2 separate regions of the Mus musculus genome follow, and region 1 is linked to region 2. The links are chromatin loops, found by intact Hi-C in ENCODE. Cell type or tissue: gastrocnemius. All regions are shown on one strand. Links, peaks and the distances in the headings refer to the core of each region. The heading gives the core; the rest is flanking DNA. Region 1 holds the start of Ccdc146 (coiled-coil domain containing 146). Region 2 overlaps Fbxl13 (F-box and leucine-rich repeat protein 13).

What was found. Hi-C counts contacts between places; a loop is a spot of excess contacts. Peaks named below come from ENCODE experiments on the same cell type or tissue, not always from the same donor. Only the 100,000 strongest peaks of a DNase experiment are listed, where the experiment ranks them.
Region 1: a loop joins it to region 2, with 5 times the contacts of the local background. A loop is called at or near these places in 24 of 42 quality-filtered maps.

The regions. Positions count from the first base shown.
Region 1 is chr5:21,422,885-21,428,260 of GRCm38, forward strand. It overlaps Ccdc146 (coiled-coil domain containing 146), which reads right to left and starts at 1,793. Exons shown (of 19, transcript NM_029195.1): 1 at 1,681-1,793. It overlaps Fam185a (family with sequence similarity 185, member A), which reads left to right and starts at 2,019. Exons shown (of 8, transcript NM_177869.4): 1 at 2,019-2,692. The coding sequence starts at 2,284. In gastrocnemius, for the core only: a CTCF peak has its summit at 2,383; DNase peaks (open chromatin) are centred at 1,950 and 2,509; H3K4me3 peaks cover 1,799 bases; H3K27ac peaks cover 970 bases.
Region 2 is chr5:21,638,470-21,643,845 of GRCm38, forward strand. The region is part of intron 1 of Fbxl13 (F-box and leucine-rich repeat protein 13); the gene reads right to left. Among named protein-coding and RNA genes, the nearest start is that of Fbxl13, 4.4 kb to the right of the region's middle. In gastrocnemius, for the core only: a CTCF peak has its summit at 2,674 (motif pointing left); a DNase peak (open chromatin) is centred at 2,677.

The DNA of each region.
Region 1 (5,376 bases), core at 239-5,238, 220 kb before region 2:
AAAAGAAGAAGAAGAGAAAGGTTTTAAAGAAGTTTCTTAGAGAAATCCTTTGAGGCATAACATGAGAGTCAGCAAAAGAGTGACTCTGGAGCACTTCTGCTAAGTCACTTAGGGCAAGCTCAAGGGAGCTTACACCTGTGCTCTTGGGTGTGTCTCTTTCTCTCCCTGTGTGATCAGTCACCTCTAGCAACCCCTGTGCTCTTAAACCCTTGTTTAAAATCTATTTTAAATCAACCCTCTTTCACATTAGCTTCTCCCAACATTTTTTTTCCAGCAAAGTCAAGGACAGGTTTCACCTTGGTGGAGGTCCTCAAGGATAGGGGCCTTCTTCTCAGATGGCTGACAGCAGGGCAGGGCTGTCACTGCCACCACCACTACCATAGTCTTCACTAAGAGAACAACATGGACGCTGGGGAGGACTTTAGCCTAGTCTATCTATCCATCTGTCACTTCAGGTTCAAAGAATTGGGGTCCCATATTTGGCTGAGAGTTTTGATCTTTAAAGGTATCATTTTATTTACTTATTGTGTATTTTATTTGTCACAACGTTCTCCGTATATAGTCCAGGTGGGCCTCAGATTTGAGATCTTTCTGCTTCAGCTTCCCAAACTCTGAAAACTTACAAGTGAACACCATCACACTGGACTTGCAATTAGTTAAATCTGTATGTAAGGAATTTAGGGAATTATTTGTAGAATGGGGAGAAGAATAGGCAAATATGGCTGAAATAATGTCCACACCCCCCATTTCCCATTATCTTTACTGCCTACTGAATAATAAAAAAAAGAGTTAACTTATAGAGTTATTTAGCACAGTCTGTCTTATATCAAAACTGAAGAAACATTTCTTGTGCCATAGATAATACAACAGGACCAGGAAAAAATTCTGACATCCCCTAACAAGTCTTATGATCCAGAGAGAGAGAGAGAGAGAGAGAGAGAGAGAGAGAGAGAGAGAGAGATTTTATTTTACCATTAAGGCCAAGGACCAGTTGCAGGGAAAGAGATCAAGACTGTCCTCTAACCAAGTTCAAATGTCTCCAAATCTCTTAGCAACGTAGACATATGCCATTCCTAAAATACTTTGTTTTGTATACTGTGCACTGCTTTGTTGTCCATTGTTTCATTTGATAAATGTGGTAAAAACGAAAAAAAAAACTTCTACACAAGACAAGGAAGATAGTGTCATCATTTTATAAGCAAATAGTAAAACCCAAAGGCATCCAATGACTGGCCTAAGATTACTACTTACAGTTAAGAAAGAGCCAGAATTCTAACACTTTTTCTTTTCCTTTTTTTTCTTTTTTCTTTTTCGAGACAGGGTTTCTCTGTATAGCCCAGGCTGTCCTGGAACTCACTCTGTAGACCAGGCTGGCCTCGAACTCAGAAATCCACCTGCCTCTGTCTCCTGAGTGCTGGGACTAAAGGCGTGCGCCACCATACCTGGCTTCTAACACTTTTTCTATCTAGTATTTTTTACCTAAGTGGGAGTTCCCTTAAAGGACAGAGAAGGGAGAAAGCAACAGAACGTGTCTGTCCTCTCATGCTAAGGTCTCTTGTGAGGGGGATTCTCTATTCCCAGGGAATCCACATTAGTTTGGTGACCTTTGGTTCTAACTACCTAAAGAAAGTATTCCTAACTTTGAATCTGATTCCCATCTATAAACATGCTGTTTCTTACCCTTTCTTTTGGTCCTGATCCTTGTTTAAACTCTTATTTTTCTCCGTGTGTTTTGGTCCCTGGGGTCTCACTTCAAAACTTCACCCTCTCCTAAGAGTCGCGTCCTTGGTATCCAAAGTAACCACAGCTGAGTTTATCCCGTCCCTTCTACTCTTCCTATTGGTCAGTTACATTAACTTTTTTTCTTTCTCTGCTCTCTTGGCCAATGGGCTTGAAGCAACGGGAAAGCAACGAGGGGGGAGCGGGGGCTCCTCTACCAATCGGCTGTCAGTCTGTGTATTCAGCGCACTGTCTCCTGGGATATGTAGTTTCACAGTTACCAGAACACCTTGATGTTTGGCTCCTTTAAAACTACATATCCCGATGGCCTCCGCCAAAGGGGCGGAAATAGGTGACTTGTCCAGGTCAGGGTTTCAACTAGGCTCTTTGAAGTTTTAACTTTCCTACCGGGATTTAAGGCGTTAAGTACTGTGCTGGGGGCCTGGCTCGTTCTTCCTTGGCGGAGCCGTGCATGCTGTCCCCTTCGTGACTGACCCGAGGCAGCTCGTGGTTCTTGTGGTCCCGGGACCAGCGAGCCAAGGCTGAAGCGTTCCAAGGGAGAGCATGTTCGGCCGCCTCCCTCCTTGCGCGTCCCGAGTGCGGGCGGGCGCCTTGGTCGGAGCTCTCGGGGCTCGGACTTGCGGCTCCAGTGGGGCGCAGCGGCAGGGATCAGCGCCCGATGACTCTGGGGCCGGCCTGGCGCGTGGGGCTCTGAGGGAGTGGACGCTGCAGGTGAGCCCGTTTGGGCGACTGAGGGCGCGGCTCCCTTGCCACCTGGCCGTGAGGCCCCTGGATCCCCTTGCGCACCCGGATGGCGACCGCGTGCAGGTGGCGGTGTGCGGCGTGGAGCACGTGGCGCGCGGCCTGGACAGCCTGCAGGTCAAGTATGATGCTGATCGGCAGGAGATGGCCATTCTGTCGGACGACATCGACCCCCAGGCGTCGGTGGAGGTGAACGCGCCCGTCAAATTTGGCAAGTGAAGTGAAAAAGGGTTTGGGTCACAAAACTAATAGTGTTTAAGCGTTGGGTTTCCAATTAAGGAGGAAAATTAAAGCCGAGTGGAAGCTTGTATTGGAATAATCTGAGTCTAATTACATTGTGGAGCCATTAGCATCACAGTCATTAGCATCGTTCAGGGTTGAGGTTTCTTGATAACTATCCAGTGGTTTGGTAGCCCACATCTCGGGGCTCTGGTCCCTCGTCAGCTCTATGTATAGATGCTTCCAGCTAATCTAGAAAAACAAAAACAAAAACAAACGAACAAAAAACCTTGCTTTCCAACAGGTACCCAGGTTGGTAGATGTCTATTCATTTAGGCATAAGTAAATTCTCTGCGAATACAAACTTTGAAGCAAGACACATAGTTAAGACTGTCTGGGGAAATTCATAATAGTACCTGCAAAACGTATTTCTTAGGCATCTGAGTCCCGTTATTTTATTTCCCAGATGCAAACCGCTGAGCACACATACTTTTCTAGAAAGGGTTCTGGGGCTCTCATTCTTCCTGGAACTGAAGGATGGTGTTGCTGATGATAGCAATAGCACCGTTTACCTCTTCTAAAATTATTTTATATTAACCCTCACAGTTGCTCGGTAGGGTGGATGCTTTTGTCACCGTTTCAGATGAGGACATTGAAGTAAAGGAAGTATAAGATACATACTGTGACTGAACAAACAAAGGCCCCGTGCGTGGTGACATTATGAAATTTGCTTCCTTAGGTGTCTTTCCACCTTAAATACAAGTAGGCAGGGCTAGGATGTGAGCTGTTAGGCTTCGTTGCTTCTCAACTTCTAACTAGCCTAAATGAATAAGAGACAGTGCCTCCAAATTTTAATACTCTGAAGTGCCGGTGGGGCTTTACCACAGTGCAGAATAAAATGGGAGTCAAAGGAGAGAGAGGCAAAACTTAAAACAGCCTCTCTGAGATGGGTATTACCTCTCCCAGCGATCCCAAATTACCTCACTGCTTCTTTTTAAAGCCAGGGGCTTATTTTCAGGGTACTGCCTCGATTCCATAGGCCCCTCAAATCTACATCGCTGATTTTATTGATAGTTGTTCCTCCAGCTTGTGATAGAGTGTCCCAGTGGATGTCCCATTACTACTCCTGTGTTAACCTTAATTCCCCGCCCTCCTTCCCAGCAACAGAGTGTGTTTAGCATCCCTTCGCTTACCTGTATAGTTGTCAGCTCTGCCTTGTTTCCTGCCATATGACAAGGCTCAGGTGGGCAGGCAGTTCTGCTTGTGTCAGTGCATGGCTTTCATGCACTCTCAGTTCCTCTCAGTGCATGTTGCTGATTTAACCCAGTGCCAAGCAGTGGAGGGCACTTATACTGTAATGATTAAAGTTGTGGCAGTGGGTCCCAACAACGCGCTTTGGGGAACATAATTGTGCTGGTTAGTTTGTAGTGAGCGCGACACACCTAGAATCACCTGGGAGAGGAGCCTCAATTGAGAAAATGCCTTTGTCAGATTGGCCTGTAGGCAAGTCTGCATTAATCAAGAAGCATTTCTTGACTAATGGTTGATATGGGAGGGCCCAACCACACGGGTTGACCCTGGGTTATATTAAAAAAAAAAAAGCAAGCTGAGAGACTCCTGGAGAGCAAGGCGGTATTTCTCTGTGATCTCCTCTTCAGTTTCTGCCCTGAGTTTGTCCTGACTTCACTGCGTGATGGACCGTAAGTTAGGAGATAAACCCTTTCCTTCACCAAATGACTTTGGTCAGTGTTTGATCAACCAAGGTCACATGACAGTAGTTTTTGTTTCTGTACTCCAGCTTAAGGGAAATTTAATATTAATGCAATTGCATAGTCGTAGTCACTCTTTAATATTTTGTTATTGCTGGTTTTTTTTTTTTTTTTTTTTTTTTTTGGAGACAGAATCCCTTTACAGAGCTCTAGCTATCCTGGAACTCAGTGTAGACTAAGCTGACTTTATACTCAGAGATCCATCTGCCTCTGCCTCCTAAATGTTGAGATAAAAGGCGTGCACTGTAGTGCCCAGCAATTATTTTGTTTTTATAAGGAGATATCTAAAGTGACACTTTAAATTACAGCTGAGAAGGCCACCTGGTCAATCCCTATTTTCCAAATTTTCTTTAAATACACTCTTATTTATCCACAATATTGTGGCTTTAATTCTCCTTATCACTCGGGGTTTTTTTGTTTTGTTTTTTCTTCTTTTTTTTTATTAGATATTTTCTTCATTTAAATTTCAAATGCTATCCCCAAAGCCCCCTATAACCTCCCCCCCTGCCCTGCTCCTCAACCCACCCACTCCCGCTTCCTGGCCCTGGCATTCCCCTGTACTGGGGCATATGATCTTTGCAAGACCAAGGGCCTCTCCACCCATTGATGGCCAACTAGGCCATCCTCTGCTACATATGCAACTAGAGACACAGCTCTGGGGGGTACTGGTTAGTTCATATTGTTGTTCCTCCTATAGGGTTGCAGACCCCATTTAGCTCCTTGGGTACTTTCTCTAGCTCCTTCATTAGGGGCCCTGTGCTCCATCCCATAGATGACTGTGAGCATCCACTTCTGTATTTGCCAGGCACTGGCATAGCCTCACAAAAAAGAGCTATATCAGGCTCCTGTCAGCAAAATCTTGCTGGCATATGCAATAGTGTCTGGGTTTGGTGGTTGTATATGGGAT
Region 2 (5,376 bases), core at 272-5,271:
AAAAAGCTTCTTTGCCAAAACCTTACCTGCAAAAGCCTAGTTAAATTGAGATGAGTCTCCAAAATGACAAGATGGAGCTAGCAATATTGTAAAGTTTATTTTTCAAGGAAATATCACTGTTCATTTGATCCTAATGGACAAAATGACACAGCTTGCTGCTTGCTATACACATTGAGTGAACTGCACACAGCCAATGAGACAGGGTGAATAGGGAATAAACAAGCATTTTCTGTTGGCTTGCTTTGAAGTGCTAAGGATGGAACCCAGGGCCTTGGAGATGCTAAGCAAGGACCACAGAGCTAACTCCTCAATAGTTTCTTTCTGAGCAAAGAGAAGAGCAGGGGAGACCACTCAGCAGACAAAAGCGCCTGTTGTGTATAAAAGGGAGTTGCCTTGGTTCTTGATGCCTTGGGTGGGTTTCTACAGAATTGGATATGTAGAAAGCACATATCTATTTGGAAATGTTTTGTTCTTTTAAACAGACAATAGAATATATCTTTTAAGCAGACAATAGAACAAACAGTATAGATGTCTTAGATGTCTACACCTTTTGGAAAGAAGAGAAGAGAAGAGAAGAGAAGAGAAGAGAAGAGGAGAGGAGAGGAGGGGAGGGGAGGGGAGGGGAGGGGAGGGGAGGGGAGGGGAGGGGAGGGGAGGGGAGGGGAGGGGAGGGGAGGGGAGAAGAAGAGGGAGGAGAAGAGGGAGGAGAAGAGGGAGGAGAAGAGGGAGGAGAAGAGGGAGGAGAAGAGGGAGGAGAAGAGGGAGGAGAAGAGGGAGGAGAAGAGGGAGGAGAAGAGGGAGAAGAAGAGGGAGAAGAAGAGGGAGAAGAAGAGGGAGAAGAAGAGGGAGAAGAAGAGGGAGAAGAAGAGGGAGGAGAAGAGGGAGGAGAAGAGGGAGGAGAAGAGGGAGGAGAAGAGGGAGGAGAAGAGGGAGGAGAAGAGGGAGGAGAAGAGGGAGGAGAAGGAGAAGGAGAAAGGAAAGGAAAGGAAAGGAAAGGAAAGGAAAGGAAAGGAAAGGAAAGGAAAGGAAAGGAAAGGAAAGGAAAGGAAAGGAAAGGAAAGAAGAGGTTTCTTTAATAAGAAAAAGTGTCCTGTGAGAATCACAGTTCTAGAAATCTAAACACTGTTCAAAGCTTTTCCTGTTCCTTCCCCAAACCCCATGAAACAAGCCCAAGTGAGGTGGAGACGGAGCTAGCGCAGCACTGCTTTCTGGTGTGCTTTACTTGATATTTCAATAATGAACATTTGAAAGTAAATCAGCTATGTCTTGTCAAAATTTAAACAGATGGTACCACTTTTTAACTTTAATGGCTTTATATATGGAACATTCTTGAGCTTATTAAAGGCATCCAACTGGCTTGGCCATGTAGCAGCTACCTTGGGGAGTAGAAAACACCCCTTGGGACCAGCACTGGAGAGGGGAGTGTCTATTTGAGCCAGAGTCTGGCTGTGTTATCCAGGCTGGTCTGAATAACCAGACAGAGCAACCCTCCTGCCTCTCCCAAGTTGCTGGGACTACGGGAACAGTGCCTTGCTTAGCTCAGACTGGATGATTTACATCACAAGTGAGAAGCAGCAGCCACTGGGATGGATGTGAGAGACCAGAATACCTGACAGACTGCATCACCAATGGAGAAACAGATCATCCTATGTGGCTAATCCCTAGATAAAGTAACTCTTGGTGAAATAATGAGTTGGCAGCTTTCTATCTTCTGTGTTGGTTTCTCTTAGAACTACATCTGGGAACTGACTGGCTGGGCTGCAAAGTGTTGTCCCCCACACCCAAGAAACCATAAGCTTTACCCAAAGGTCCAGCAAAATAAGTTAGCAAAGCAGCCCTCCTCTCCCAACTCTGCAAACTGTCCCTTGCTACATACAAATTCCTGGTTCTCGTAACTATGGAAAATGTTTATACTGAGGCAGCCGTTACCATGCTCCCCAGGCTGGTCTTCAGGCTCAAGCAGTTTCCTTTTCTTTTTCTTTTTAAATTAATTTATTCTCTCATACATCCCAATCAAAGTTGCCCCTCCCTCCCTCTGCCCCAATCTCCTCCATCCCCATCCCCACCCCCACCCCCCATCCTCTTCTGTTTCCCTTCAGAAAATGTCAGCTTCCCAAGGTTTGATATCAACCAAACAAGGCATACCAAGTTGTGTAGGACACCACAAGAAAACCCACAGAATCAACAAAACTGGACTCATGGGGGTTCATTGAGACTGAACCAACAATCAGGGAGCCTGCATAGGTCTAATCTAGGCCTTCTGCATGTATGTTATATTTGTGTAGCTTGGTGGTTTTGTGGGACTCCTTATAGAAGGACCAAGGGCTGTTTCTGATGCTTTTGCCTGCCTTGGGGACCCTTTCCCTCCTACTGGGTTGCCTCATCCTGCCTTAATATGAGTGAAGGTGCCTAGCCGTATTGCAATTTCCTTTCTGAACCTCTTATATAGCTTGAAAGAAAGTGCAAATCACTGTGCCTCTTTTTTGCACCTCTGACAGATACCTGCCCTTAAAGCAAATAACCAATAACAGAATCTGTGTGACTTATAAATAAATGCATTTTCAAGTACAAATTGACAACTGAATCTTAAAATATAAGCAATATAGACTTCATATACATATATATGCATATATATGTATAATTCAAGTCATGATTTGTGACTGAAGCTCGCCCTCTGCTGGGAAGACCCAGCTTTGCACACTGCTATCATTTTCCTAGACATTAAACTGAAATCAACCTCACAGTTGGAAGTGTAGTTTCTTACTGATACAATTGCTAGGTTTCTTTGTTTAACAATTTTGTGGTCACTGAATCCATGAATACATAGCTCATCTTTGATCTCTCTGGAGCAGGCATGTGTGTTAGTAGGTAATGTACCCAGTTCTACCAAGTAGAAAGCTAGAGAAATACATATACACATCTATTTTTTTGATGTCCCCAAATCCTACCAACTGAGCATCATTGCATGGGCTCCTACTTTAATAATTTGTTTAAAAATATAAGTGCCTTTCAGAAATACCTCCAAAGGACAGAGAGTGAGATATTCACACAGGATGCACAGTGCCTGCATTCTGAGAGATGACTATACTGAATCAGAAGTAAGCATCAGTACTTATGTTTCCCATAATTCCTTGTGGGTACAGCCTTTTGGTGTTGCCATTACATATTTCTTTAGTCTGGAGTTTCTAAAACACATAGTTCTTGAACCATAAAATGATTTACATAGAGTAAACATTTCTTGCCCAGTTTTCTAAGTATCCAACCATTTACTTCATATATTTAAAATATAAAACAAACATGTAAAAATATCTAACTCTGAATTGAGGAGATAGCTCACTGGGTAAAGCACTTACCTCACAAACTTGAAGACCTGAGTTTGAATCCCCAGGACCCACATAATGCCAGGTTCAAGAGCACACACCTATAATCCCAGCAGCCCTGGGTTGGGGGATTAGAGACAGGAGGCTCCCTGAAACTCAAGGACTAACCAGTCTGGCATCAAAGAACAAAGAGACCCTCATACACATGAAACACATACCTCCAAAAATATTTTAAAATACTTAGTTCCAAGATCTTTTGAAAAGATGCTACAACTTTTTATGTTCATATCTTTTATGTAGGCAATATTCTTAGACGGCAAGAACATCTTATTAGATTCTAGTGATGGGGAAGGCTAGCTCGATGTAAGTGCAATCACATGATCTGAGAAAGAGACAGAGAAAGAGTATTTCCTGACAGAATAATATTACTTTTTTATTTTTATGCTTTTAACATTTATTTATTTGTAGATTGACAAACTCATTTATTTACTGTGTGTGCATGTGTGGAAGTCAGAGAACAACTTTCAGGAGAGTGACTTACTAAGGAGCCAGTCTTGATCACCGGCCTCTACGTGGGTGGACGCATCCTACATAGAGTAAGACACTGGAGAGTGGTCAAAATTCCATGGGAGGAAGACTCTTCCTCAGCGAACTGACAAAGCTCAGCTCTCATTCCCAGCTCTGGGTCTAAAATGAAGACTGGGTCCAGGCAGAGGATAGTCTGCCACTAGTAGAAAGAAAACCAGCCAGCTTTTGTGATCACTTGCTCAGTAACAAATATGTTTGGGTCTAGGGTGTTCATGAAGGAAGCTGGGAGCCAGCTGGCACAACTCTAAGAGAGATTCACAGGAAAAGGGGAGGACTCCTGCAGCACAGCAGAGCAGCAGCCAGCTTCATCCGCCTGGATCGAGCTCAGCTCTTCCCTCTAGAGTGAGGAAAGGGAGGACTTTCTCTGCTGAAGAATGCATTGTGGAGAATGTCTACTGTTCTCTTTTACTTGATAGCCAACAAAAAAAAATCACTCAGTGTGTAGAGGTAATTACTGGAAGAAAAGAAACAACAGACAACAGACCCAAAAATTATCCAGATGTTGAAGGAACCTGTGTTTCTTCTTGTTTTTGTTTTATTCAGGCTTACCAAGTGTCTTGAACTCAACATGTGGCCCAGCCTGGCCTCAAAGCAAGCCTCTTGTCCTAGCTCCCCAAGAACTGGGATTATAGACATGTGTGACCAGCTTTCCAGAGAGTGATTTTTACAAAACAATCATTAACATGTTTGAAAACAGGAGATTATAGCAAAATAGATGAAAAAGTATCTTTATAATTTTAATAAGTGGAATGCATTAAAAGGAATCAATGGGCATTCCAAGACTGAAAAATACATTATCTACAATTAAGATTTCACTTATTGTATTCAACAGATGGGATGAGATGTAACAAAAAGCAGAATTAGTAAAGTTAGCAATCCACTAAATAAGTCAATGAAAAATATCCAAAATATCATCCAGAAGACAAAAAAGAGGTAGCTGGACAAAAGCTAAAACAGAGGACAAGGGTAGAATTTTATTATATTCATGATTGGATTCCTATAATAGAAAAGAATTGGGTAAAAATAACAATAGATTTAAGTAATTGGTTCCAAAACCAATGAAAATTAAATATCAATCAGCAGATTCAATAAGCTTAGTAGATCAGGCAAGTGTTGTGGTTTTGGTTTGGTTTGGTTTGGTGTTGAGGTTTTATTTTGCTTATTTTTTGGTTGTGTTTTTTATTTTTGAGTCTTACCATCCCTATGCCTGGGCTCAAGCAAGCTTCAGCCTCAGTCTCCCTGGCAAGTAAGAGTTTACAAACCATTACAAACCACTGGCATGGGTAGGCTTTGGTTTGGGTTTTTCCTTTATCAGAGTGTACACAGGTTTGTAGGGAAACAGTGTTGTGGATGGACAACTAGGTTTACTTAGAACACACAGGCAATGTTCAGAAGAGGTCAAACATGCATAGATAACTGCAACAAGTACAAAGTACAGAGAGACCTGGCAGAATAGAAGTCACCTTAA